2 separate regions of the Homo sapiens genome follow, and region 2 is linked to region 1. A link is a loop called in an ENCODE intact Hi-C map of the cell type or tissue named here. Cell type or tissue: PC-9. All regions are shown on one strand.

Region 1 (2,500 bases):
AAAATCATTCTATCACTTCGATCAAGGCAGACAAAATTAAAAAGTCAAAAAGATTATAGTTTATTGATTTCCTTAGGCTATGTAAAAATAAATGTGGTCCTGTATTTTTCTTACCATGAAACAAAATATTGAACTCTGCCCTTGAGGCATACTACCATACTTCAAATGCTGATCTTATCATTGCTTGCAAGTCAAACAGAGTTGGACTTTAAAAGGAGGAAAGGAAAACCCTGGAGCCACTAAGAAGCATCAAGGGTCAAGCTGTTAGTCTGGTTCTGCTCAGAATTTACCCAGGGTCACAATGCCTGGATAAGGCCACTTTGCTTCCAGATGACATTTTTCAATACAAACACACAACCAGAATTTGAAATTTACTATAAAAAGAGCCATATTCTGAAATTGGTTTTCTAGTTTACTTGGCATCTTATTTGTTTTAATTTGGAACAGGAAATAGCAGAATTTCCCCCCATGTTCCGCATTTTGAATTCTGTATGCGATAATAAATAATCATATAAATTATAAAATAATAATGACAAAGCAAATAGGAAATTGGTAAAGAGTTAGATGGGGGATTTTCTAATGTATTTAAAGTAAGGGCCACATCCCTTCTATGCTCCTGGATGCCCATTTTGTAATAAATTGTGAAATGTATCCATCAGTTTCTAAGTTGTAGTTAAAAGCTCCTCAAACAATGCACAGCACACAGAATAATCTTAATTAATATTTAATTAACTAAATGTTACTTGTTTGCGTGCTTGCACACTTGCTTGGATGAGTGACTCCTTTAAATTGATCTCTTGCTTCTTTTTGAAAGATTTTAGAACTTCCTGTCTATGATTCCTGGAAACGGACACCACTCAGTAGGTTTCATGGAAAGGAATCTGGCATCTCCCAGCCATACTTATGTACAGAGTTTGTGCTGCAGCCTGGAAAATAGCTGTAACTGTGTCAAGCAAGGATCAAAATCCTGGTCTGGAGGAGCTCAAGCTGAAAACACAAAGGCTTAAAAGGATAGGCACTTCTTACTGAAATTACTCCCATAGGCACCTTCTAGCTTCAATTTAGACTGAAATGTAAAAAGACATTAACAATTTCTTATATTTCCCTCTTTTCCAAATTCAAAATCCCTTGGAGCAGGAAAAGGGCAATTATGGCTAATTATGACTATTACTCCAATTCTATGCTCCTGTTAGCAATCAGATTTGCATTACTGGAGAAAAAAAATATTATCCTAAATAAAACATTCTGACTATGATTGCTTAGGAGCCAATCCGAAAATGATTAAGTTTAAATTACAAGGGATCTTTTTTGAGGGGGGGAGGAGAGTTGATAAAAAAACCTTTTAGAAAGGGAATCTACACACTACTAAAACCAAACAAACACAAGGGGGCAGGAAGAGCTCAAGCTCTGACTTCAAAACCTGTTGGCTGAAATGAGAGCTAAACTATTTTAGTGTGCCCTCCGGATATTTATCAATTTTCGTGGCATGCAAAGAAATGTGATGCTGACAAGTAGATTTAGTTTGTGCTTGGTCTAATTACTGCGAAGAGAACAGGAACGTCTCTAATGACAGCTACCCTAACAGAGTCGGATTTGGGAGCGCCTGGGGCCACATTCCCTAGAATTTATTCTTTGGTGCAAGACTAGCAATTCTGATCAGACTGCATTTCTCACGCATTCCAAATGCCCTTTTTCCCTTTTACTCTGTGAACCTCGGTTGCAAAGGAGGGGCTTGTTAAAAACTCACCAATCGGAGGACTGTGCCCATTGTAATTCACGAGGAGAAGGCAGCGTCTGGGCGCGCCGAAGGGGGCTGGGCTGGAGTGCAACCTGCTCTAGCTATGGCTTTTAATTCCAGCTGTCCTTTTGCAAATATGCCCCAGAATTTCTTCTCAAACGCTCTGGGTTTCGCTTCAAACTCAAAAAGCATTGCGTCTAACTTTCCCCTGGGTTTGCAAGTTTCCTTGGGAAATGGCCATGCCCTGCGCGGGATTTCATTGACTAGGGCGGAGGGGTGGGGGTGGCTAAAATGGGTAACCCTCGGTCGCCGGCAGATGAAGTGAACCCAGCACAGCAGTGTGTTCCGGCTCCTCTGCAGGAGTACCAGATCTATTAATAGCAGCCCAGAGAGTAGCGCAAGCAGGGGTGGGCAACTCCTGGCCACTTCTTCCCTCACTTCCAGGACAACCTGTTGCGCCTCTATCTCCTCCCCTCCCCGCAGTTTCCCCGCCTTGGCCTCTAAGAGCTGATTGGCAGAAATTACTACCCAACCCTCAGCTCCGCACCTCCTCCCCCGACCAACGATTGGCCACCTGGGAGGACTGGAGTAAGGGGTGCGAGCGGAGGGATTTCCCTCAAAGCCCAGGGTCCGGGGACCTGGAAAGTAGAAGTGGAGGGATTCAATTCTCCGCGCGATTGAGGCGCTAGCGGCGGAGCTGGACGGCCTGGGAAGGCTTCGGCTCCTCGGCTGCGGCTCCAGCCCGGACGGCGCCGCGCAACT
Region 2 (2,500 bases), 1.0 Mb before region 1:
CTGTTATATTACTATTCTAAAAAATAATTTATTTTTTTAATCGATAATGTTTTTATTCTTATTTCTTCAAAGTGGGAGTTTTACTAGTCAATGGACAATGGCTAAAGAGTGCTGCACATGAATCAAAAGAATGAGTGAACAAGAGTGTATAATCTATATGACATTTGAAACACAGAATAAGTTAACAATGACAGAACTGTTGTTCTCATACAGGACACAGGATGAAGGAAAATTAGTTAATTACAGTTAATATGCACTCAACATTGACGGAATGATGCTAAGAGAAAGAGATAGGACATATCAAATAAAAATTTAAAAGTTTTCATAAATATTAACATGGCAAGATTAAGAAGTTAGTTATGTTATGTACCAGGTAATCAGAAGCCTCATTAGTCACTGAACTCTCCAATCATATATATATATATATAATATCAATCATATATACAGTAAGAGGAGATTCCTGTTTAAATAGATGGCTGGATTTAACGGAATAAATAAATAAAGGATTCTGTTGAAACACAGCATTTATTAACTCATTTAAAAAATTAAATGTGAGTCCCAGCTCATATTTTGAAGGCATCAGAATGGTTTGAGAGCAGAGGTGGGGTAAGCACAGGGCAGTGATTTGGGATTGTAGAATAGAGAGATGGATTGTTTAATGATTGAAAAAATCCCATTATGAGTTGAGTGAAATAATAAATGACATTAAAGTTATATATTTGCAGATTCTCAAGTATTCTAAAGATATTAGAAAAAAACCCTACATAATCCCAATTTTATGTATGTTGAATAAACATCAGCACTGATTCTTCAGGAAGAATATTGGGCAAAATAATATAAAATAAAAATATCTCTATAATAAAAGAATTAATTTGGTAAATTGTGAGAAAGCAAAAGGGATGATATACCTTGGTTTTAAAATGAGGCTTTTGCTCTTGTTCCTTAATAAATAATCATAGGCTGATAAAACAGAATATTGAAAAGAGCTGTGCCTACATCACTGTGAAATGATAATTTAAATATTAAACAATTTAAAAGAAACTCTTTTCTTCTCTTCAGAGAAATAGAAGAAAATGCTATTTTCACTGGCCATAAGGATGCATCTGTCTTTCATGATTAGTAGTGACTTGTAGAAACAGATGAGACAATGCTTAGGTTCCTAAAGGTCACTAATTATTTTGACTATCATTCACTTTTGCATGAGAAATACATTTTGAGAAAAACATTTAAAATAGGATTAAGTTATTAATTTAAAAACTCAGAAATTTGAAACAACACAAATGTAGAGAGCAGCTTGAAAAAGTATGGCATGGGAATTTTACGGCTGGGCCACCAGATGGAGGTGTCTGACTCATATTGAGACATAGCTCAGCTGAAACCTAAGACAAACTGCACTTCTAAAAGGAAACACACAGTCTTCTAGATCTCCTTAAATTTACTTAAACTAAAATACTAAAGTGAGTCGTACATCAATTTCTTTAACATTCTCACCATAAATATTATAACAGAGATCTGATTTTCATTATTTAAGTAGCTAGAAACTCTTAATTTAATATAGAAAGAATTTAGTCTACTTAATTTTTATTGTTTTGGGATTCTATAACATTTCACTACTGTGTTTTAGAATCCTATCCTTCTAAAATCCAATGAGGAAATTTTCAACAGAGAGCAATTAGAAGTCAGGATTTAACTTTAAATTTCTTTAACATCAAACTACAATTGAGGATGACAGAATCAGAAAATTATGAGTAATAAGTGAAAATTATCATGATACATTTTAGTATTAAAATGAGTACAAACTGTCTTTCCTTCAGTAGAATCTTACTCATCCAACGTCAAAAAATTTTAATACAAATATAAAAAGGTCAAAGACTACATTTTAAATGGTAATTCTAGGTTAATTTTCTTGGGAAAAAACTTAAAAAATCAAAATGGATTGTCAAAAAGAGAGAGGAACACTAAAAATGTTCACTATGGTACCTTTCAGGCGTTATTCAGTTTATATAGTCCAGGTTTAAGACTAAGTTAATGCGATTCATTGTTTTTGCCAACCAATTATATTCCACAATTATGTGGTAATACCACAAAACTATTTTTTAGTTTCACAAAATTTTATCAGGCAATGAACTTCAACATTCTAGCTAGAAAAAAAGAATGGATGAGGTTAACTGTCTTCTGAACCTAAAACTCAAAATGAATGCAGTGCGCTCACCAAATAATTAATGCTAAATTATGCGGCTGATAGAGCTCTCATCTGTTTAATCTCTGTTTCCCTGATTAGCATGACAGAATAGGCTGTTTAGTGATCACCATTATGCCCTTCCAGTTCCTACTTTCTAGGAGAAAGTGTGGTGTGATATTAAGAATATGGTCCCAGGGGTTACACCTGGGTTTGAAGCTGACTGTGCCTAGTCAGGGAGTTTAACTCTGACACCCTACCTCTTCCCTGATTTTTTATTTTGCAGGGTGAAGATAAACTCCATGGGTAATTCTGAAGATT

The links. A loop is a pair of places that touch in the nucleus more often than their neighbours do. Peaks named below come from ENCODE experiments on the same cell type or tissue, not always from the same donor. Only the 100,000 strongest peaks of a DNase experiment are listed, where the experiment ranks them.
Region 2: it touches region 1 in a loop (5-fold over the local background); 2 of 110 quality-filtered maps call a loop at or near these places.

What each region holds. Positions count from the first base shown.
Region 1 is chr13:38,684,692-38,687,191 of GRCh38, forward strand. It overlaps FREM2 (FRAS1 related extracellular matrix 2), which reads left to right and starts at 2,386. Exons shown (of 24, transcript NM_207361.6): 1 at 2,386-2,500. It overlaps LINC00437 (long intergenic non-protein coding RNA 437), which reads right to left and starts at 1,984. Exons shown (of 3, transcript NR_126377.1): 1 at 1,748-1,984. In PC-9, CTCF peaks have their summits at 1,333 and 1,534; DNase peaks (open chromatin) are centred at 240, 1,590 and 2,240; H3K4me3 peaks cover 1,562 bases; H3K27ac peaks cover 282 bases.
Region 2 is chr13:37,639,334-37,641,833 of GRCh38, forward strand. All of the region lies in intron 8 of TRPC4 (transient receptor potential cation channel subfamily C member 4), which reads right to left. Among named protein-coding and RNA genes, the nearest start is that of POSTN, 42 kb to the left of the region's middle. In PC-9, a CTCF peak has its summit at 1,318 (motif pointing right); no DNase peak of the experiment used is centred here.